Regions from separate parts of the Homo sapiens genome. Here all the other regions are linked to region 1. Evidence: chromatin loops called from intact Hi-C (ENCODE). Cell type or tissue: ascending aorta. All regions are shown on one strand.

The links. Hi-C counts contacts between places; a loop is a spot of excess contacts. Peaks named below come from ENCODE experiments on the same cell type or tissue, not always from the same donor. Only the 100,000 strongest peaks of a DNase experiment are listed, where the experiment ranks them.
Region 2: it touches region 1 in a loop (2.8-fold over the local background); 13 of 110 quality-filtered maps call a loop at or near these places.
Region 3: a loop joins it to region 1, with 9 times the contacts of the local background. A loop is called at or near these places in 109 of 110 quality-filtered maps.

Annotation. Positions count from the first base shown.
Region 1 is chr12:108,661,159-108,669,158 of GRCh38, reverse strand. It overlaps CORO1C (coronin 1C), which reads left to right. Exons shown (of 11, transcript NM_014325.4): 4 at 7,001-7,130. It also overlaps the pseudogene RNU7-169P. Among named protein-coding and RNA genes, the nearest start is that of MIR4496, 29 kb to the right of the region's middle. RefSeq lists an enhancer at 4,387-4,456. In ascending aorta, a CTCF peak has its summit at 4,173 (motif pointing left); DNase peaks (open chromatin) are centred at 2,656 and 4,158; H3K4me3 peaks cover 1,035 bases; H3K27ac peaks cover 7,185 bases.
Region 2 is chr12:108,782,402-108,790,401 of GRCh38, reverse strand. SSH1 (slingshot protein phosphatase 1) reads left to right here. Exons shown (of 15, transcript NM_018984.4): 15 at 1,158-8,000. The coding sequence ends at 2,414. Among named protein-coding and RNA genes, the nearest start is that of MIR619, 51 kb to the left of the region's middle. In ascending aorta, no CTCF peak of the experiment used is centred here; a DNase peak (open chromatin) is centred at 4,914; H3K27ac peaks cover 6,216 bases.
Region 3 is chr12:108,800,109-108,808,108 of GRCh38, reverse strand. SSH1 (slingshot protein phosphatase 1) reads left to right here. Exons shown (of 15, transcript NM_018984.4): 8 at 282-476; 9 at 1,715-1,808; 10 at 2,925-3,053; 11 at 5,741-5,787; 12 at 7,183-7,329. LOC101929204 (a long non-coding RNA gene) reads right to left here and starts at 5,979. Exons shown (of 4, transcript XR_945329.3): 1 at 5,575-5,979. RefSeq lists enhancers at 1,316-2,515, 5,560-6,513. In ascending aorta, a CTCF peak has its summit at 4,410 (motif pointing right); DNase peaks (open chromatin) are centred at 3,238, 4,438, 5,611 and 6,178; H3K27ac peaks cover 7,413 bases.

The sequences.
Region 1 (8,000 bases):
GGGAACACCAATCTTAAGATACATTCCCCCATTTTTTAGACGTGGCTTCTTTACACAGCCTAAAATTAAATTATATTGACACAGTTTACCTTTCATGTACTACTTTGTGAAACAGCATTTTATACTATCACACAGCAGTTGTGTAAATTGTACTCCCAGAAACTACACTTCACTCCTAGCTTTGCAGAGTTTTGGCTCTGTGAGTTCTTTTCTTCAGCAGTATCTTCTCAAAGAGAGTTTTAAGATTGTGGCTACCTAAGTATTTTACTTGGGGGAAATATTAGCTCCAAGAAAATAATAGTGCTTTAAATAATACAAAGAGCAGTCAACTTAAGTTTAGTGAATGATGTTGATTCAACATTGTTCCTTATCTGCAGGGTAGTAATCAAACACAAATGCAAAAAATGGCTAATTTGGACAATGGGATTGCATAATTGTTCCTTCCAGAGTCTGGGAGTTGGAAAGATATTGCAAAATGATAGTCTTAATTGTCTCCAGCTATAGAATAGTCCAAATTTTTAAGTTTAAAGGACGCTTCTCCCTTCTCTCAAATCAGTTTATTCTTCTGTAGAAATCAACAAAAATACCCTATCTAATCCATTTTTGCTTCCATTATAAATTTTCCTAATATAGTTTTTTTTGGCGGGTGGGAAGGCATTTGACAAAGACTGGAAAACCTGCTAGACAATTTTTAAAAGAGCTTTAATGCTTTCTAATATAGTTTTTGCCCTGAAATAAAAATGGAAGTGATGTTTTGGTTCCTCTCAGGCATTCAGCAGGGAGGGCTTCGTCTTAATTCCATTTTGTACAGATTGCATCTGGGCCATTTGCCAGAGGATATTATAACCCTGGCAGATCGGAACCCAACACTCGGTTCTTGGTTTTCCCGAACTCGGTGCCACTCTGCACGTCATGGTTCATTTGGGAATGCCCTGATGCCCTACATGCAGGCCTTTGTGGGCGTCTGTAGGACGCTGTACTGGTCTGCAGCTGCTACCACATCTTTAAGCTTTCTCCTGTCTCATGTATTTTCTTCATTTCCCATTTGGAATTGGTTTCCTTAGGAATGGAAAAATAGGGTCTTTTGGGGGTGTAACCCTTTTTATGGCTGTAACTCTAGTCCTAGCCCAGTAGCAAGTTGATGATGGGTGACTAAAATAGGGAAGCAGTGTCTGGAAAGCAGTATTTGAAAAATAAAACTATTTAACTAATTGTACTTTAAAATTAGCACGTGAGAGAAACCCAAGTGTCTTAGTTTTCCTTTTTTCTTGTTGGGATTGTTCTCTTGAGTTGTCCTTTTTCCATATCCAGGCTTTCACATGTGAAAAGGATGCCCATGGTACAGTAGTTCTGAACATGTGCTTAAAGTTGTTTTTTTCCAGAACCACAATGGGATTTTACTGATGGATTCACTTTTTCATGTAGGAGCCCTTGGAACTGAATGTCATTTTTTTGGTTATATAGATGAGAGGTTTCTATGTTGCACAGGCTGGCCTTGAACGCCGAGCCTCACTTCCTTATGCACCAGGACAACAGGCCTGAGCCACCACAGCTCCTCTGATTTCATTTTTGTCCTTTCAAAACAAAACATTGCCATAGTAATGTGTTGTCCAAACAGAAAATGTTAGGAACACACAGCATTATTTAAATTAAGAAAATAAAATAAAAAAGAGGAAGTAGGGATAACTTGTACTCTCTGCTGCACTGAGATGCCTACTCTGGGTGTTTTGTGTCTGTTTTCCTCTGCACTCACTGCATACAGTTTTGAGAAAGCTGGTTGGTATTACAGTACCAGTCTGTAGCCATAGAACAAAGAAAAGCTAACAAGCCTGCACAGAGATCAGATCTGTCCTTACTGTGGTAATTGGCCTAGGTATAAACCAGAGCTTTCACACATAATGATATCTTGGGTGTAAATTAGTTAGTATTAATTAATTGGGTACAGTGCTGAATTAATTTGAAGACAAGACTCATTCTAAGAAATTCTGATGTTCAGACCTAGAAATATATATGGCGTCATAGTGGTCATATTAACAGCAAAAAAAGTCATCATGAAAATATGGTAGGCTCTTTTTTTTTTTTGCCACGCGCTATTCTAAGCCTTTATGTGCATGATAATATTTAGTTATTGTATCCGCACAGTAAGCCATGAGTGTGGCCTATTTTACAACTTAGGAAACAGGCTCAGAGAGTGGCAGTTTTGTTAAGGGTCACACAGCTGATAAAAGGCTCAGCCAGACCCAGATCTGTCTAGCTCCAAAGAAAGCCCCATGCTCTTCTCCCTAGTTGCAGTATTTCCTATTAGGGTGGTGCTTTGGGGCATGCAAAATGTTTGAGCTCATTTAACCCTTCTAATAACCCCTGAGTAAGCACAGCTGTCCCCAGTATTAAGGAAATTCAGGCTCCCAGAAGTGAAATCCCTTCTTAATGCTAACATGACCAATTAGTGTCCCAGCTCTGACAGGAGCCTGTGTCTTCTGACACCCAGGCCAGCATCCCATATTACACACAAGAGGACCAAACATGTACCAAGTGGTGCTTCTGTTTGTTGTTGTCCCTGAGCTGCAGGAACATCAGTCCAAACCGAGCAGGCCATCACCCAGAGTAGCAGACAACCCTGAAGAGGGCAGAGAGCCACATAATGACAGGCCTGTGAGCATGGCCTTTGGGTGCCAGCCAGAGCATGTGTATGCTGAGTGTGGAAAGACCTACAGACCGCCCCCAACCCCCAAGCTCTTTCCACAGTCCACCGTAGAGAACACCACCCCCTCTTTACCAGTGGACACAAGAATTCTGTTGTCTTCTTATTTCATTTCAGAGACTTTTTCACTCACTTTCTTCTCGCATTGCAGTCCTTGTGCTTATAGTATTAGCTTTTTCACTCTGGTGCTTTTTCCCTAGCAGCTCCTGAGCCAGCTTCTTTATGGCATTGTTTAAATGCTGCATGCACTTTTTAGAAAATTGCTCTACACATCTGCGTGTTTTATTTTGAGACTGGATATTCAATTTCTCCTCATATTCTGCTCTACTTTCACCTAAGTCTTGTTCATCCTTAGAGGTCACCTCCTCAGGGAGCCCTCCTGGGTGGACCAAGCTTGGTTAGCAGGAAGCTAATTTCGTAGTAGTGCGGTCGGCTTATGCCAGCATAGCATTGGTTGCACTGTGCAATAATACCAACTAACACTCAGTGTCTGCCTTATGCCAGGCATTCTTCTAAATGTGTCAGTTTCATGTTACCATGTTAGTCTTCAAACCGCCTCACAGAAGGCAGGTTCAATATTAAGTCCTGGAAAGGTTAGGTGAATGTCCTCAAGGTCACACCACTATGTGACTGAATCAGGAATTCAGTCACATCAGTCTGGCCAGAGCCCATAATCTCAGCCCTGCTGTGTACTGTCTCTGCATTCTGGAGGCACTATGTGTGTGTCTGGCTCTGTGCTGAGGGTTAATTAATTCCTTAATTCTCTTAGCACACCTCGCAGGCATAGGTACTAATGTTTTCTCTATGCAGTGATGTTTGCCAGGATCATCACAGGTAGTGGCCCAGGCAGGATTTGAACCAGACTCTGCCTGACTCTGGTGCTCACTCTCTAACTGTCTGTATCACACCACTTGGATTTGTTGTCTTTGATTTTCAGTCTGATAGAAGTCTCTGCTTTCTGTTAGACCATCAACTTCTCAAGAGCAGGGCCTGTATTTAGTTACCCAGTACTAGATGGGTTACAATACAATTTATTGTAACTCAATAAATGTGTTACAAGAAAGAGTTAACCAAGGTAGTAAAATGGCTTAGGTGCTTGTCTTATGTGAATAAACCCAGCTGAGGGAACCGTTAAACCAGCTGGAGGTGAGGTAAAGAAGGAACACACAGAGTTTCCTTATTTTAAAAATTAATAAATGTTGCTTCATCATTAAAATTTTCTTTTAATCCAGGAAAAGATGATGGGGAGAAGCTAGAGAAAGGAAAAGGTTAAGTCCCCATTATGAGCTCTGCTTCTGCCCTCATATTTTAAGGTTGGAAATGCTGATTATAAACAAAGTCTCCCATCACTCCACGTCTCATTAGTGATTTGGAAAATGCACTAGCTGTGCTCAGAGTGAGACACAGAGGCGTTTTCAGTCCTTGCAAGGAAACCCAGCAGGCCATGGTTGGGGTGCCATCTGGAGATTGAAGGTGGTATTACCACTCTGTCAGTTCTAAGTGGGGTCACAGTGCATCTTGCAAAATGCTTTTCCTGTTGAGTCACTGAAGTCCCATTTCATAATTGTTTTTCTGTCGACTTCATGCTTTGATCAAATTAGTAGTCACTGTTTTCTGTTTGTTCTGTTCAAAATGTCAGTCCTGCTTTATATTCAGATAGTCAAGTTCAATGTGGAGTTGTTTCACTAATCATAAATTCTTGAATAAAAATAGTGCATGTCAGGATGAAAGCTAACATGCAGTAATGGAGGAGAGCAGATGCCCATGTTCTCCGCAGGGGAAAGAGGCCTGGGTCAAGGTCTCTTCCGCAGAGGGAGGGAGAGGGCAGGGTAGGTCTTCCTTTTCCTTCTATGCTTGTTCACACCTGCCTTGCTTAAAATTTGGCTCTGGGGAAATTAGGTGATGTTCTAAGCTTGGGCCCTCAAAATGCAGGTTTATTTTTGTTATGATTTGCATAAGGGGTTATATTTAGCCTGGGCAGAATTTAGCTGTAAAAATGAACAAATCACTCAACTCATGACTTTTTCCCACTCTTCAGAATGGCAAACTTTTTGTTCTCATTTTTTGCAGGACAGTAGAACTGAGCTGAACCCTAAACACTCATCCAGTCTAGATCTCTGCCTTCCACTAAGCAATTGAAAACAGACAATTGTTTGTCTCCTTCTTTAAAGTTCCCACAAAGGAAAATTCTTTTTCTCACGTGTTCTAGTGTTGAACATGATTTTTCATTGACAAGTTCTTAAATTTTTCATGAGCTAGTTCCTCAAAATCATTTTCTGATGGTAAATTTACTTGTTTTAATCTTCATGTAGAAGATAATGATTTTAAACTTTAGCTTTTTCATAAACTTAAATATTATTTAATATCTGGTCTTCGGTAGGGTTCTTGATGCTACTCAGCTTACCTGTAACTCAGCCCTTTTCTTAGAGGTTGTTTGTTTCTTAACCTTTTGAAACCTTTGTTGTTCATTGTTAAACATAAAGTCTTTCATTCCTTCCACTCATACTTTCCCTGTCCCTTTCTCCCCCTGTGCCCAGGCATGTCCCCAATTAAGATGTGGTGAGTCTTCTGCATGTCTTCACTAGTCAAGAGGATTTTCTTAAATAACAAGTTTTATTGAGATATAATTCACATAGAATTCACTCATTTAAAATGTACAATTCACTGAGTTTTAGAATATTCACAACCATCACCACAGACAATTATAGAAAATTTTCATCACCTCATATAGAAACCCAAATCCTTTAGCTATCACCCCTCCACCTGCCTCCCTCCACTCTCCCCAACACTAAGCAACCACTATTCTACTTTCTGTCTTTACGGATTTGCCTATTCTGGACATTTCACATACATGGAATCCTGCAATATGCGGTCTTCTATGTCTGGCTTCTTTCACTTTGCATAATGTTTTTAGAGTTTGCTCATGTTGTAGCATGTATCAGTACTTCATTCTTTTTTATGGCCAAATAATATTCCAGTGTATGAATATGTCGCATTTTGTTCAGCCATTTATCGATAGATGGATATTTGGGTTGTTTCCACCTTTGGGCTATTACAAATAATGCTTCTATGAACATTCTTGTACAAGTTTTTGCATAGACACATAGTTTCCATCCTCTTGGGTATATCCCTAGGAGTGGAATTACCGGATCATATGATAACTCTGTTTAATCATTTAAGGAACTGCCAGGCTGTTTTCCAAGGTCTGCCACCAAATGGTGGCTATACCATTTTACATTTTCACCAGCCATGTGTGCAGGCTCTGATTTTTTCACATGCTTGTGAACACTTGTTATCTGTCTTTTTGATTCTAGCCATCCTAATGGGCATGAAGAGAGAGCTTGTGGTTTTGATTTGCATTTCTGTAATTACTAATAATGCCAAACATCTTTTCATGTGCTTTTTCGCCATTTATATGTCTTCCTTGAAATGTCTATTTAGATGACTGGCCTATTTTTCAATTGGGTTATTTGTCCTTTGGTTGAATTCTAAGAGTTCTTTCTATATTCAGGCTATGGGTCTCTTATCAAATGTATGATTTGTAAGTTATTTTCTCCCATTCTGCAGGTTGTTTTTTCACTTTCTTCATAGTGTCCTTTGAAGCACAAAAGCTTTTAATTTTGATGAGGTCTAATTCATTTTTTTCTTTTGTAATATTTTCTATAATACATGTTATAAAAATATTAAGTGTATTTTTGTTTTCCAAGTGTAAAATTATAGAAAATATGTTTTAAAAACTATGTCATCCCATCAAGAACCACAGACTTAGCTAAGTGTCTTCATTCCCATTCCTTTTCTTGAGTGTTTCAATCATTTTGTAGTTTTCTTTCAATTTTTTGCATGCTTCTAACTGGAGAGTTTTGAACTTAACAAGGAATTTAGAATAAAATCCCAAATAATATTAAATAAAAGCTGAGAGGAAATGTTTTGTAGTCCTTGTTGGTATCCTGATCTCCGATAACATATTACATTTTAAAAACAGCCGATACTTGGGAGTCTGAGGCAGGAGAATTGCTTCAACCTGGGAGATGGAGGTTGCAGTGAGCCGAGATCGCGCCACTGCACTCCAGTTTGGGTAACAGTGTGAGACTCCGTCTCAAAAACGAAAAACAAAAAACAAAAAAACAAACAAAAAAAAAACCGCCTAACACGGTCATTTCACAACATTCTGCCTTTCATCCAGATATCACTCTATGTTCTGTTTACATAGAGCAAATCTTTATAGTGGATGGTCACTGTAAATGTGATAATGAAAGGCAATAGCTTTCATGTGGATCATCTTTCTTCCTTGTCCAACAGGTATGGCAGATCCCAGAAAATGGACTCACCCTTTCCCTGACTGAACCTGTGGTGATTTTGGAAGGCCACTCAAAGAGAGTCGGCATCGTGGCTTGGCATCCAACGGCCCGCAATGTGCTTCTTAGTGCAGGTGGGAGCTGAGCTCAGCGGTCCTCCCCTTGTCTTCCACTCTTGTGGCTCTCTGAGTGGGGGGAAGCAAATGTGTTTTGGTTGTGTGCTATATGGTTTTAAAGCAGATTATTAGGAAACCATGGTGAAGAGTATTGGGGTGCACTGCTCCCCCAGCCCACATACATACTTGTGTGTGTGTGCACGTGTGTGTGTTTCAAGGCCATTTCGACAACCTGAGGAAAGCTATGAATTTCCTGCTATAATTTCAGCAGGTTTCATGGTTCCTGCCAGGGCCCTCCATGAACCATAGTTTTGGTTATTTCTGATATGGTAGAAGGTGTACTTTGTTGGGAGCCAGAAGCCCTGTGTTCCCTCTGTGGTGTTGCTGCCAGCTTTGGGAGACCCCTATTAGGCAAATACACTCCTTCCTTTTAAAGAAAACTTTGATTTTCCCCTGCTATACAATTAGTACATGTATACTGTAGAGAACATATATAAACAAAAGGAAAAAAAAATCACTTTTAATCCCACCACTCAGAGAGAAGATCATTATTACTTTTTTGATGTTTCTTTCCGAAAGATATTTCTGTGCACATACATAAATTATTTTACATACAGAGATGGGTTCATACACTTTACACATGGGCTGCTTTCTGCACTTGGTGGTAGGCTGTGACCCTTTTCACGTGCCATTAAGCTCTCTTCCTATTTTTAATGACTTCATACTAATCCATTTTCTGGATATACCTCATTTTACTTGATAAGTCCCCTATTTCTGGACACTGGTGTTGTACAGAAATCTTTTCCTTTATCTAAAATTGGAGATTTCATTTTCTTTTATGAAAGCAATACAGAGAGCATGAGGGAACTTTGTGGGGTGATGGAAATA
Region 2 (8,000 bases), 120 kb before region 1:
GAGGCGGGCAGATCATCTGAGGTCAGGAGTTTGAGACCAGTCTGACCAACATGGTGAAACCACATCTCTACTAAAAATATTAAATTAGCTGGCTGTGGTGGTGCATGCCTGTAATCCCAGCTACTCAGGAGGCTGAGGCAGGAGAATTGCTTGAACCTGGGAGGCAGAGGTTGCAGTGAGACAAGATCACGCAATTGCACTCCACCCTGGGCAACAAGAGCGAAACTTCATTTAAAAAAAAAAAAAAACTGGAAGCCATGGCGGGGCCTTTAAGCAGGTGGGTGATGAGCCCCCTCTGGCTGTGGTCTACAGGCAGGCTGCTGGGGTAAGAGGGGAAGTTGGGATGCTGGGATCACAGTGGCTCAGAGGATGGGGCAAGGACATAAGGAGGTGTTGAGAGACAGAGCTGGCGGGGTGTAGTCGCTCACACCTGTAATCCTAGCACTTTGGGAGGCCGAGGCAGGAGGAACACTTGAGCCCAGGAGTTCGAGACCAGCCTGGGCAACATAGTAGGACCTTGTCTCTTATCTGTTTGAAAGAGAGAGAGACAGAGCCCTGTTGCCCTCCTGCCTTGTCCTGCCCTCCAGCCTACAGTCCTGTGCAGGCGGGGTGGGGTAGGGGGGTGCCCTCCTCCTTCCTGCTTTGCTTCTGGACCTGCATGCTGCTCTCTCTGGCTGGTCAACACCTGCTTGTCCCAGAAGCCTCAGCTGAAGTGTCAGTTCCTCTGGGAAGCCTTCCCTCCGCGGAGACTTAGAACTTGTCCCTCTCTCCCCTGGGACTCTTCACACAGCTTTCTAGTCCATTCCCAGGACCACTGGGTACCTGTCAGTTGGCCTGTAAGGAAGTGAAGGGTGGGGACACAGAGGCATGTGTCACGTTCACTTAGATCCTCACTGACCAAAAGGCAGGAGGGTTTCCTTAGGAAACAATGTAAACTTGTTTTCTATTGGGGTATAAAATCCACCTCAGGCCAGTGGTTATTCTCGATCAAGTGGGCTCCAGGAGGTCTGTCTGTCAGTATTAAGTGAAATGAGAGCCTCCCCTCCAGGCCTGGCCCCCAGTCCGGCCTCGCACCCCTTTCCCTGCCCACCCTCATGTTTTTGGTCTTTGGCTCATGACTGCACCGTCTCACCATGCTCTTGTCCCCTTCCTTGCAGGATGATGCTATATTTGGGATCCTTAACAAAGTGAAGCCTTCCTATAAATCCTGTGCCGACTGCATGTACCCTACAGCCAGCGGGGCTCCTGAGGCCTCCAGGGAGCGATGTGAGGACCCCAATGCTCCCGCCATCTGCACCCAGCCAGCCTTCCTACCCCACATCACGTCCTCCCCTGTGGCCCACTTGGCCAGCAGGTCCCGTGTTCCGGAGAAGCCAGCCTCTGGCCCAACCGAACCTCCCCCGTTCCTACCACCAGCAGGCTCCAGGAGGGCAGACACCAGTGGCCCTGGGGCTGGAGCTGCCCTAGAGCCACCAGCCAGCCTTTTGGAACCTTCCAGAGAGACCCCAAAAGTCCTGCCAAAGTCCCTCCTTTTGAAGAATTCTCACTGTGATAAGAACCCTCCCAGCACAGAAGTGGTAATAAAGGAAGAATCGTCACCCAAGAAAGATATGAAGCCAGCCAAGGACCTGAGGCTTCTGTTCAGTAATGAATCTGAGAAGCCGACAACCAACAGCTACCTGATGCAGCACCAGGAGTCCATCATTCAGCTGCAGAAGGCAGGCTTGGTCCGCAAGCACACCAAAGAGCTAGAGCGGCTGAAGAGCGTGCCTGCAGACCCAGCACCTCCCTCCAGGGATGGCCCTGCCAGCAGGCTGGAGGCCAGCATCCCCGAGGAGAGCCAGGATCCAGCCGCGCTCCACGAGCTGGGCCCCCTGGTTATGCCCAGCCAGGCCGGGAGTGATGAGAAGTCAGAGGCCGCCCCCGCTTCATTGGAAGGAGGCTCACTGAAGAGCCCCCCTCCTTTCTTCTACCGCCTGGACCACACCAGTAGTTTCTCAAAAGACTTTCTGAAGACCATCTGCTACACCCCCACCTCCTCTTCCATGAGCTCCAACCTGACCCGGAGCTCCAGCAGCGATAGCATCCACAGTGTCCGTGGGAAGCCCGGGCTGGTGAAGCAGCGGACACAGGAGATTGAGACCCGGCTCCGGCTGGCGGGCCTCACCGTCTCTTCCCCACTGAAGCGCTCACACTCTCTTGCCAAGCTGGGGAGTCTCACCTTCTCAACGGAAGACCTGTCCAGTGAGGCTGACCCGTCCACCGTCGCTGACTCCCAGGACACCACTTTGAGTGAATCTTCCTTCTTGCATGAGCCCCAGGGAACCCCGAGGGACCCAGCTGCAACCTCCAAACCATCAGGGAAACCCGCCCCAGAAAACTTAAAGAGCCCTTCGTGGATGAGCAAAAGCTGACCCGCCTTTTGCTGCGTCAGGCTGGGCGGATATTTTCATATGATCCCTCCCTCACTTTCACTGTGGATTTGGATCGACCCCTTACATCTTGATTTCCCTTAAACGAGTGAAGTCATCCTAACTTTTCCCCTACTCTTGCCATAGAGAGGAGGAGAAGAAACTAACCAACATGCAGCACAAGAAGGGGAGCTGTCAGTCGTGTGGCCTGGGAGAACCAGGAGCCGCCGGCCAGGAGACACAAAACTCCGCTCCCACCGTGTCTTCAAGAAGAACCATGTTTTAGGAAGAACGTGCACACATAGGCGCACACATCCAGACTGTTCCCTTCGCATCCTGCAGAAGAGTCCTGGTGGTGGCAGCCTCACCGCGGCACACGTTCTAGCTCATTCTTGGCCTCGCAGAAAACTCTCGGATGGCAACATTAAGTCCTACCTCTGTTCTCGCTGCGCTTTTTATTTTTAAAACACACGAATGACCAAGGCTTGTTCCAGGGAATAATGCTCTGTCTGAAAGCGTTTTTCCAAAAAAAGAATTTTTCGTTTTGTGTTTTGGTTGGGACCCCAGACGTGTCAAGACTTTTAACCCGACAGCCCCAAGCACTGCTGAGTAAAGTCATCAGATGAGTAGTCCCACGCTGTTGTTGAGCTGACTCTGTGCCCGAATGGTGGTGCAGGCGCCCTGTCCTGGTTGTGTTGTTACGTGTTTGACCAGCACAGGGGTCCGGTGGGGAAAATGTATGGGTTGTTCTCAGTTGTTGCTAATGCTGAAGTTTAAATCTCAAGGGGAAGGGCCCACCTGCATTGTTGAGTGTCTGCTGCTGAAACACATGATTGTGTTTAGGTTTGAAATTGCTCAAGTGTCTGGCTCAGGTGGTGGTTCTGAGACACATCGTCCTGCTGAGAGCCCAGATGCTTAGGTCCACTAGGGCCCATCTAGGGAAGGGAAAGGAGATTTCAGCGGCTTCCCCGAAAGGAACGGGACTGTCGGGATGCTTCCCGGATGTCTACAGTTGCCCCTTCCTGCAGTGAGATTACTGCTTCCTGTTTCCCTCCAGCTCTTCCCAGCAGCAGTGAGGGAGTATAAGAGGGATCTGTAGTCGCTGCCTGGCTCTGTGGGCGGCCCCTTTAAGACTCAGGTGAGCTCAGCCAGTCCCGCTGCGCCAGGCTTGAATCAAAGGTGTCAGCAAGCTAGATGTCAAAACATTTCGAGAGAGAGGCAGCTTGCAGAAAAGCAGAAAGGTTGAATTCAGGGGTCAGCAAACTATGGCATGTGGCCCCGTGAGCTAGGAATGGTTTTTCCTCTTTAAGACAGGGCCTGGCTCTGTCACCTAGGCTGGAGTACAGTAGTGCAATCATGACTCACTGCAGCATCAACCTCCCTGGCTCAAGCGATGGCTTTTACCTTTTTAAGGAGTTGTAAAAAAAAGAAATAATATGTGACAGAATTCATGTGGCCCACAAAGCCTGAGGTACTTACTGTCAGGCCCTTTGTAGAAAAAGTTGCTGACCCCTGGTTTGATTTGCCACACAGGGCTGCTCATGGCCCTGTAGGAAGAAACTGGGTAAATGTGAAGCCCTCTGCCTCTCTGACACCTAAGGCCAGACCCTTCCCTCCTCCCGACCACAAGCTTTGCCAGCCCCGCACTAGCCTCACCTGTGCAGGATGGAGTAGGTTGCGTACATGGGGGAAGGCAGGTGAACACAGTTGGCTGAAGCTCTTCCACAATTCCATCTTGCCCTCAGCTGGGTCCGCCAGATTAACTCAGTGAAACCAGAAAGCCTTCAAGGACCAGCTGAATTCTGAAAGTGAGTGAGTGAGCCATCATCTTAACATTGGCCAGAACTGTGTTCCCCAAAGCTATTCTAGAAAGCACCCCAGGAGGGATCTGCAGGAACAAGGCTAGTTCATATTTTACCTAGTGAGCACAGTTTTTGCAAAAATCCTCCCTCCAGGACTTTGTCTCCTTGGAGTGATTTTTAAAAATACATACATTACTTTATAGGGAGCTGTTTTCCCACTAGTGTCAATTAAAATCACCTTAAAAGGTGATTATCCACTTATTCCTAAACCCCTGTGGGTTGTTCCCCCTTTCCCTCAGCCAACAAAAGCATAGCCTCAAAAAATATCAAGTTCGGTATGTTTTGCCAAATCAAATTTCATGTGGTAGATCAATTTTTGTGTCAAAATAATCTTTTAAATTTAGTGATGACAGGCTTTTGTTGGTTTTTTAACCACGTCTATGTATGAGAATGATATATTTTTGAAAACTTTAATTTTGAAAGCCATAATTTTTCTTATCTAAAGAGTTGGGGGGTGGGGTGTGGAATCTGGAGAGTACAAGTTGGTCTTTGGCTTCTGGCAAACTTACCCATTCATTTTTGGAAGCACAGCTAGCATATCAACATCCAGACGAGAGCGCTGGTCCCGTCCACAGAGCAGAGTGAAGCATTCTGGACTTGATGCTTAATAGCCTGGCCTGGAGAAAAGGGTAAGGTTTATTTTTGGAAACCCAGATCAGTTGCATGTAAACAGATGGCACATGGCTATTTAAAATGCTGTATGATGGGGCCGGGCGCGGTGGCTCACGCCTGTAATCCTAGCACTTTGGGAGGCCGAGGCAGGCGGATCATCTGAGGTCAGGAGTTCTAGACCAGCCTGGCCAACATGGTGAAACCCCGTCTCTACTAAAAATACAAAAACTTAGCTGGGTGTGGTAGTGCGTGCCTGTAATCCTAGCTACTTAGGAGGCTGAGGCAGGAGAATCGCTTGAACCTGGGTGGCGGAGGTTGCAATGAGCCGAGATCGCGCCACTGCACTCCAGCCTGGGTGCAATGAAACTGGGAGTGAAACTCCGTCTCAAAAAAATAAAATGCTGTATGAACAAGATGAGCATTCTGTCAGGTGTCGGGACACCTGGGCAAAGACGAATTCATGCTGTCTGTGAAAAGGAAGTTTGCACTGTAACATATGCCATAGCTTGGCCCTTGCTTTGTATGCAACCTTAGCTGATGGGGAAAATTCCAAACATAAGTGGCACAGGAAAGAGGCAGGCAGAGGAGGCAGGGGTCTGTGCTGTGCAAGTCACTGGTTTTTTATGACTATCATTTTCATTGAATGCATTTGTTGAATTGGGACAAAAGGAACATTTTCTAAATCAGCTTGATACTCTTTATAAAAAACAGCTGAATCTTATCTTCTGCCTCACATTAATTCATGTGGCATGCCAAAAGTTAGACTGAACTTTTCTACATCTTCACCTTGCATTGATACAGGAAAGTCTTCTCTTTAAGTCTTGCTAAGTATAAGGGGGATAGTGGTCACGGGAAGAGGAGAACCGGGGCTGCTCTCGGATGGTAATTGACAATGCCGATTTCCATTTCTTTGTCTTACGGCTACTTCCGAGCCTTCTAGCAAGGTCCCTGGTTGCATGTATTTCCTAAGAGCAGAGTTTATTTCTCTTTACATTCCCTGCTTCCTTGCTCTCCATGCAGGGACCCCAGCCAACCTCTGGGCTGTTGAATAGCTCTCTGCTGGGTGGCAAGCCCTTCTCCTTGGCACCCTGTTGCTTAAGCATACAGATTGCTCACCAGGTGCACACAGACAGCTGTACTGTCCAAGCCCATTCTGCTCCACCCTGTCCTCTTCAGCTAAAGAGCATTCCAGTAATCTAAAGCCCTTTTCCCCTGGAGAAGTCCAGAGTTTGCAGCAGTGTGGAGCTGAGCTTGAACAGAACAGACCCTCAGCACGGCCCTGGACTAATGCACTCTTATCTGAGGGCAGTCCATTCTAGAAGGTTGATGAATTTCCCTACCACTCTCCTGGGGACCTTTTCTCTCTAGTGGGAACAAATGCTACATAATTTAGTCAAGATCCTATTAAGTCATCTCACCTGAGGCATCTGGAGAGGGAGTTGCCTTCCATTGGTGGGAAATTGTTGGTGCCAGAATACATTTTGCCCAAAACTCTTCTCATTGGCTGGCCACCTAGCAGGGCTCCTCTAAACACGCAACTCAGCGAGGGGACCCCCTTCACCTCTGGCAAGAGAGCTGGGTAGATCAGAAACTTGGTGACACCTGGCTAGCACAGAGCAGGCTCACTTGTCTTGGTCCCACTACCCAGATTCCTGCAGACATTGCAAACCAAATGAAGGTTGTTGAATGACCCCTGTCCCCAGCCACTTGTTTTGTTATCATCTGCTCTGCAGTGGAATGCCTGTGTGTTTGAGTTCACTCTGCATCTGTATATTTGAGTATAGAAACCGAGTCAAGTGATCATGTGCATCCAGACACACTGTGTCACCTGAGCCACAGAGCAAATCACCTTAACGATCTGGAATGAAACTGTGACCAGTGCCGCCCTGGGTGGTTCTGGAGAGACTGCCGTCTTCTTGTTTGGCCATAGGTGCTGGGGCCCCGGCTTCAGTCACTGTCTCAGACAGGAGTCCCGATAAGCAGATCACCAGTCCTCCACTGTCCTTCCTGTCGGCCTTGCTGCATGAGAAGATAGCTGCTTCCTCCCTCTTTTCCTACACTGTAATTATTGTTTTACAATTGAGTGCCTTAATAATAGTTTACAAATACTATGTATTTATGCAAAACTGTTAAAGTCTCATCTGTTATGATTGGATACTTGGTCTTGTCAGTAGTGGTCAGCATTGGGTTGTGAGCTTGTCCTACTCCATACGTGTTTATCCTGCTATGCAGTTTTACATTGTGTGTTCACATCTATTCCAAGGAGCCTTGCTAGAAACAACACTGGCGGTTCCTGCAGGCCAGGCAGGCATTGGCCCATGCTGTGTCCCATAGGAGCCAATGAAAGAACGTAGCTTGGTCTGCTAGCCAGCCGTGGGGTGGCGCAGGCCAGGCAGCCTCTGCACCAGAGTCCAGCACCTGCCCATTCCCCAGTCACACAATCATACTCTTCTTTCATAGAGATTTTATTACCACCTAGACCACCCTAGTTTTCCTCTCTGTTAGTGTCCTGAGCTCTTTTGCAACAAAATGTAGGTACAGACCAATCCCTGTCCCTTCCCCAATCAGGAGCTCCACACCATGAGTTGTTTGGTTTTCCAGAAGCTGCCAGTGGGTTCCCGTGAATTGCGTTAAGATATCGATGATTTTTTTTATTGTTTTTCTTCTTGTTTTTTTAAATAATATATTTAAAGGCAGTATCTTTTGTACTGTGAATTTGCAGTAGAAGATGCAGAATGCACTTTTTTTTTACTTCTGTTGGTGTGTATTGTATATAGTGTGTGTGCTTCTTGTGATGAAAATAAACTTTTTCTTTATAAATTCCTGATGACTGAGTTTATATAAAAGGAAACTGCTTCCTCAGCCCTTGCCAAAACAGTCTGATACATCGTCATCATCATCGTCATTGACATGGCCAGTCTTTATTGAGCATCTATTACATGCTCAGTTCTTTGCTAGAAAACCTGGACAAGTTACACCAAAGAAAGGACCACAGGAAGAAATGATAGTTCCTCCTGGAACTAGTCTGTTTTCTTTCTAATTTTGTCAGTAAGCAAGAACAGGCCCACCTGTGGGTGGTCCTTTGTGTACCAAAAAAAAAAAGTTACCCACCAGG
Region 3 (8,000 bases), 140 kb before region 1:
AAAATTAGCTGGGCGTGGTGGTGGGCGCCTGTGGTCCCAGCTGCTCGGGAGGCTGATGCAGGAGAATTGCTTGAACCCAGGAGGCGGAGATTGCATTGGGCCGAGAACGTGCCACTGCACTCTAGCCTGGGAGTGACAGAGCGAGACTCTGTCCCAAAAAGAAATAATCAACCAATCAATCATTGCCCTTCCCTTCCCGTATTTGAACCCCTTTGTCAGAGGAGAAAACCCTGCATCTCTTGTGCCTTCCCAGGCCTGACCCTGTCTTCTCCTCGCCCCAGGTCTGCCCTGCAGGTGCTTCACAAGGCCTGCGAAGTGGCCCGGAGGCACAACTACTTCCCCGGGGGTGTAGCTCTCATCTGGGCTACCTACTATGAGAGCTGCATCAGCTCCGAGCAGAGCTGCATCAACGAGTGGAACGCCATGCAGGACCTGGAGTCTACGCGGCCCGACTCCCCCGCGCTATTTGTGGACAAGTAAGTGAGGTGCCTCTGGTGTGAGCGCACCCAAGCCCACAGGCACCTGCCTCTCCCCCACCTGCCCTGTGCCCGACCCTGAACCTGCATTGGGCCACACCTCCCCTGGAGTCCCTTGAGTGAGAACCCTAGCTTTCTCAGAACCAGCGTTTAAAGCAGGGGTCTGTGACACAGGCCCCTGTCCCATGCAAAAAAAAGAAAAAAAAAAAAAAAATTACTGATGAATTTGGTGAATGCATTTCTGGGGACGGGGTCCGTAACTCCCATCAGACTCTCAAAGGAATGTGTGGCCCTTTGTGTCCCCAACTCCTTCCAGAGCTCTGTGGTCTGGCCTTTTCTCTTCAGATTACCAGAGACTTAATTCTCAGAGCCTCCCGCTCTGCTCTGAGGAGAGTTAGGAATGTGTCCTCTGCTTCCTTGGATCCAAAAACACAACTGGTGAGGGCAGCCTGCCTTAGCAGCAGCCATGGTGAACCACATGACCTGTGTCGTGTGACCTACGACAGCGCTGACATGGAGAGGCCACACTCGCTGAAGTCTAGTTAGGGAGAATGCTGGTCGCCCCTCCCCTCGGGGTCAGGACCCTGCTCCCACAGTGTGGTGTTCCTCCAGGACACTGCATTTTGGGAAGACTATGGATAAACCACAGTGTGTTCAGAGGGCAGAGACCTGAGGGATGGGAAGCCACATTAGGAGAGGGCCTTGAAATCACGGAGGAAGGGTAGTTGCCTTTGAATATTTGAAGATTCCTCATGGGGAAGAAGGATTATCCTGGTCTGTGTGTCCCCTAGAGTTAAAACCAGAGCAGGGAAATACCCAGATTTTGATTCTGAGGAAAAAGGGGATAATGGGATCTGCTGCAGCTGGGCCGGGCTGCCTCAGACAGTGAGGTCCTCATGCCCACACGTGTTCGAGCAGAGACTCAAGGGCCCAGGGGCCTGGGGATGTTGCGCTGGGCATCCCAGCATCCTGCCCTAAGAGCGTCTGAGCAAGGAGTTTCCACACTGTCCTCTCCCCGCTTGACCTGCTCCCTGCTCTGTTGACTCCCGTGGGAGTTCTAGAGCTGCAGCGGGTTTTCTGTGCACCTCTCCCTGCTGCCTGAGAACATGCACACCAAGAAGCGTGCTCTCCTTGCCAAGCCGTGTTCTGTTTAGACCCAGGAGCATCTGGCATTCCTGTAACCTCCGACCACAAGCTTTCTACAGCTCCTTGCTCTCCTAAACGTCATTTCTTTCCAGGCCCACTGAAGGGGAAAGGACCGAGCGCCTCATCAAAGCCAAGCTCCGAAGCATCATGATGAGCCAGGATCTAGAAAATGTGACTTCCAAAGAGGTAAGACAACTCCTCCCTTCATTGCAGGTCAGAGGTCATGCAGCCTCCATGTGTCCTGCTCCCGAAAGTGCAGCAAAAGCAGGCCCAACATCTGGTTGTCTTTACCTGTCCTCTGGTATCAGCCCCCGGAGGCTTTTTTCTGCCTCGTTCTACAATTGTATCAGGCCTCGGAGTCAGACTCCAGTTTGAGTCCAGATCTGCCGCTTATCGGCTATGAGACATTGAGTGAATTTCTTGACCTTTGTGAGCCTCACCTATATGGCCTTTGGGGAGAAGTCCATGAGATCCACAGACTGCACCGAGAAGCATTGATCTGTTTTAATAACACCCCCTTGTTCTCTCTTCTGCTCCCTATTACCTTGGGTTTTATGGAAGAGACAGCAGACTTATTTCTCCACAGGATGACAGCTTGACCTGCAAGTATCAAATTCTAGAATAATTTCTCTCTACCTTTTTACCTTTTCATGTTTTTTCCTGGATCACTTTTTTTTCCATTGCTTTTTATTCAAAGCATGCAATGAATTACAATGAGAGATTCAACTGGATGGATCTAAGAAGTTAAAATTGACATTTTAAAAGTTCATTTATAATCTTTTTTTTTTTTTTAAGAGACTTGGTCTTCCTGTGTTGACCAGGCTGGTCTTGAACTCCTGGCCTCAAGCAATCCTCCCACCAAGGCCTCCCAGAGTGCCGGGATTACAGGCATGAGCCACTCCATCCAGCCCTGTCTTTTAATTAATGAATACATTTTTTAAAAATCATATTGTGATATCTTTCCAAGAAAGATAGAACTGATTTTAGATTATTTGATGTATTTGACATTTAATTATAAAAGTAAAAGTAAGTTTAAACTTGGTAGAAGAGATCTCATGGAAATCAAATTCCTTATTTGAAATAATAAACTTTACCCAGTTGGGTTTACTTCTAAGCTGAATAACCTGCATTCCTGCCACCCACGCATGTATGTTGCGTGTATCTAAATGTATTACTCTGAAAGAGAAAAAACACCCACCTTTTTTGGAAATAGGCACAGTTTCCATTGTAACTTTAATTCTTTTGAGGTGGACGATTGTTTTCTTTAACAAATCACTTTTCCTAATATTTTCTACTCCACAGATTCGTAATGAATTAGAGAAACAGATGAATTGTAACTTGAAGGAACTCAAGGAATTTATAGACAATGAGATGCTACTTATCTTGGGACAGATGGACAAGCCCTCCCTTATCTTCGATCATCTTTATCTCGTAAGAGGCATGGCCCTGGCAGTATCTGGTTTGGGGGACATAAATCAGACCCTGGTTGTTTAAGAGTTTGTAGCAAGTCCGGGAGAAAAAGCAGGCAAAAAACTTGAGTTGCCAGAGCCTCCATCCTGGCTGGCAGGAGCTCCCCTCTTTGGCCCCTTCTCTGGCCTGCAGCCTGCTGATCTGCTCTTGAGCCAGCTGTTTGAGACGTGGCTTCCAGCTGAGCTGCGGGGAGTTGTTTGGGAGCTATTTGGCGTAGTCAACTGGCATGTGTTTCAGACTCTTGCAAACCCTTTGTCTTCTTCAGCCACTAACACATAGGCCCCATCCAGTTACTTCCAAGTGGTTTGTGGGCTAAAAAACCCCAGTTACTAAAGGAAGTGTCCTCACCAAACCCCAGAATTATGCCTAGGCATCCTGAGACATGAGAAACAACAGGGAGGAGAGATCACACAGCTGACACGGAGCTCCCGCTGAGCTTGTCCAGACAGCTTTTCCATGCACGGCTCCAGGGCCGCTGGAAGCCCTCACCCGGGTCCTGTAGCTCTGGGTGGGTTGTACTGATTTCTGTGCACCTCCACGGCTAGCTCAGATTGTTTTAATGCTGTGAATATCCATAGAAGGCAACTGGCAAGTTGTCAAAGTCAGAGAGGCTATAGAGGAAGGCACGTTACTAAAATTAGAGAGGCCTAGTGGTGTAATGAAAATCAGGGCCCACCAGGGCCGGGATTCCCACTCCTCAGCCTCAGCGGCTATGTGACTTGGAAGAAGTCACTTTTCCTCTTTTTTTCTTCATCCTATACCCCAAGGGATGACTATGAGGATTAAATGAAATACAAACTGGGCACAGTGGCTTATGCCTGTAGTCCCAGCTACTCAGGAGGCTGAGGGGGAGGATAGCTTTAGCCTAGGAGTTGGAAGCCAGCCTGGGCAACATAGTGAGACCTTGTCTCTAAAAAATATTTTTTTTAATAAAATAAAATTAAAAATACATATTTAAAGCACCGAGTACAGTTTTTGCAGGTGCTAACTAATGGTAACCATTGTTAGAGGAGAAAGTGCTTCCTGGGAAAGCTAAGGAAGTAAATTTACTACTAGAGACAAGAAAGACTTTGTTTTCTGTAGGAAGTAATTAAGAGTTATGTATATGTCATGATATCTATGTAGATAAGTAGATATGTATATTTTTTAATACATTTCTGTATACAAATCTATATAGATTTCATAGTGATTGATTAAAATGTATGTACATGTGTGGATTTGAAAGTGTGGGCAGTCCTGGGCACTGATCTCCCTGGAAGTCTGTTGATTTCCCTGGTGAGAAGGGAACAGAAGGCACCTTCCTTCTTTCTCCACTAGGTGGCAGTCACAGCAAGAGGACAGTCTCAGCTTCAGCGGCACTCGCGTTATGTTTTTAGTGTGGTTCAGTGCTTTATGTCACTTTTTCCATGAGAGATACTAAAGGAATTTTTATGTTTGGGCCTCTCCCTCAAATATGAAAATTCAGCTAGTGTCGCACATTGCCAGCTTGCTCAGGGCCCTGCCACCCCTGGTCCTGAGGGGTCTGCCCTCTTGGGAACTTGGGAAAGGAAGTTTCAAGGAAGACAAAGGTGGATTCTTTTGCTCTTTATGATACTATGTTGTTTGCATTTCCTAAGAGGAAAGTGATCATTTTTTCTTTTCTTTTTTTTTTTCCCCCGTTCCATGTCCTTTGAATGCTTGGGAGTGGAAGGTTTTTCAATGATACCATTTTTTAAAAGTACTAAATTAAAACATGTTGCAGAAAGTCTGAAAATAGAAATAAATCTAAAGAAGAAAAAAGCATTCCCGATCTCGCAAATCCAGAGGTAGTCCCTGTTAACATTTTGGCATATTTATTTTCCCATCTTCTGTTTTTTTGGGTTTTTAAAATGCATATATAGCTTCTTTGAAAACGCACAAAGAAAGAAAGGATCATACTGTTTATGTTTATATAGTCCTGTATCCTCCTCTCTTAAAATTTTTTTTCCTTACATGGTATTTGCCTGTGTCATTAAATATTCTGCAAAATTTATTTGTTTTAAAGACTCCATCATGAAGATCCAGCCTCATTTATTTTACTCATTTTTTCCCTTTGGACGTTTGGGTGGTTTCCACTGGTTTATTACAAATAATTATAAATATCCTCCTACCTAAATCACTGTGTGAGTTCTGATTATTTCCTCAGGATAGCTTTTTGTAAGTGGAATTACTGGGTCAGAGGGTGGGAACTTTTTCAGTATTGCCAAAATACTTCCCAGAAGGTAGAACGATTCCTGCTTTAATTAGTGGCTTGTGAACGTGCCCTTCCCTGGGTGGGAGGTCGCAGGTCATTGCCTCTGCTTACAGGACCCCCCCCCACTGGACTCTTAGGAAAGGAAGTGGGGAGACGGAGAGCAGGTTTTCCTGGACTTGCTGTTTCCCTAAGGCCAAGGGGCCAGTGAGGGCCGGGACCCTTCCCTCCCTCCGTCCCTCCCTCCCTTCCTCTCATGCTCTGAGTACTCACTCAGGAATCTCCTTGAATATCAGCCGCTGGTTCTCTCTGTTCTCTGAGGCCAATGGGGCCATGAAATAAGACCTCACCGCCAGAGCTAGGGCAAACCATGCATCCCCTGAGCAGCTCTGAGGCTGACATGTGACACTCACAGGAGCTTGTGTGATCTGTCTCCCAGGGCTCTGAATGGAATGCATCCAATCTGGAGGAACTGCAGGGCTCAGGGTGAGTCTCCTCCCCTTGTCTTTCCCTGTCCTTCCAGGCAGCTTAGAAACCCTCCACTCTGCCATGGAGGGGGAGACCTTGGGGCTGCCTGCCTGTAATTGCCTGCACCCTGGTCTCTGAAGTGGCTGCCAGGGGTTGATGTGCATAGCTAAACAGATGTGCTTCCAAACACCACGCCCTGAATAATTCATGGAGTTTAGATTGTGCCGAAGTCTCGCGTGATCGTGTGGATTGAGGAAAACTTAAAATTACACTCTAATTGCTGTAGGACCGCCTGGATATTGATTAGGCTCTGTGCTGCCTCACCCCCACCCCGCTTCCCTGCCCCGCACAGTTGCTGCAAACCCTAGTGTGGACGCAGAGGTCTGCTGGCTGTTGCGTTAGTCAGCAACCCTGATCCCTGGGCCACTTTGGGCTCTATCTGAGCTAATGCTTTGGGGCCTGGTGGGAATCTTGCAACTTTACGCTCAGTGTTGGCCAGAAGCATATGCCTGTCGTAGTCTGACAAACACTCAGCAGGGATGAAAAATGTTTCAATCTAGACCTTCAAGAACAGATGTCTGGACTTTTTTTTTTTTTTTTTTTAAAACAACACAGCCACAAAATCACCGTTCTGTGGGCCTGACATGATGACATTCTAGAATTACCACGTTTAAAAATCAAGACTAAACAAATCTTAAAATACATCTTTAGAACTACCGGTTAAGATGCATTCTTTCAACAGAAAGTATTCTTAAAACGTAAGGCCATACTCTTCTGTGCTTTCGTCTTGCTGGGAATAAATTAATGATTTTCTTAGGTATTTTTTTAAGCATGTCTAAATATTATGAAACCTATTTGAGATGTTTTCTAACTCCTGACATTATTTTCTTCCAGAAGTAAAAGTATTGATTAAGTTGAGAGAACTACAGAACCTGGGTTAGCAGACCCTGTCAAATACTTATTTGTCTATCTTGCCTTTTTCCAAAAAAAGATTTAAGGCAGTTCCCAAGGATATAGATAATGGATGGATATAGTCTGCTTTTTAGCTCTTTAAGAGTGAAGACACTGGGATTTTTTTAAGCCTCTGTATATTCATAATAGTCATGAATAGTTATAAATTTAAGTAATACGTATATTTAATTTTCCAGAATGCTTTAAACTGAGCTTTCTTTTTATAAGGTCTTTACAATAATTTGGTTTCTTAGTATAAATATAACACATTTTCACCATTGAGAGGGCATTTAGAAAATACCAAAAAACATAGCTATTAAGGAAAAACCAAAGTCCCGCCACGAACATATGACCCTTGGTTAATGTGTGTTTCCTTTTCTTTTCTCTGCCAGTTTTTATTACCTTGCTTTTCTTTCTCATTCAGATTGTCCAAATTTGTTTCTTATTTTTTTCTCATTGCAGGGTTGATTACATTTTAAATGTTACCAGAGAAATCGATAATTTTTTTCCTGGCTTATTTGCATATCATAACATCCGAGTCTACGATGAAGAGACCACAGACCTCCTCGCCCACTGGAATGAAGCGTATCATTTTATAAACAAAGCGAAGTAAGTGGACAGAGAGGCGGGGCTGAGGATGAAACCAACCTGCTGAGGCTGGGAGAGTGGGAATGAACGAGACTGCAGATGCAGAAGTCGGCTGGTGGGAGGGGGGATCCTAACGGGACTCCAGACGCAGGAGTTGGCTGGTGGGAGTGGACTTGATGTGGGATGGACCTTTGCTTTTAGTCGCAGGACTCCAAGCACCAAAGGAGAAAAGTGGTTGGTCCTCTCCAGGTAGAGTCCCTATTGAGCTTAGTCTCTCCCACCTATCTTTGATTGTGACACTTGACCCCAGTTGTCATCATCAGCTCTGATTCCAGGCAAGCCCCAGATACCAAGTGGACACTCAGGGGCCCCACCCCTAGGAAGTCACTGAGCCAAAGAGGGCTAGGGGATGACATGCACGGACACGGGCTTAGAGCTTCTTTGGGACTGTCTCCCTAAGAATACGGCCCTTCTTCCCTCCCTGAGTTACTGTCGCATGAAACAGGACAGCACGTTGGAGGTCATGGCCAGCCCCACTGCCCCTGAGCCCGTCAGCGGTTTCACCTGTCTCTGGTGCTCATTTTATTCCCCTGCGAAACAGCTCTGCCTTATTAAGAACAGAAAGAACCCTTTGAGATGCTGTCAAGACAATCACCCTCTTCTGCTTTATCTCCCTCTGGGTCAAAGCCACA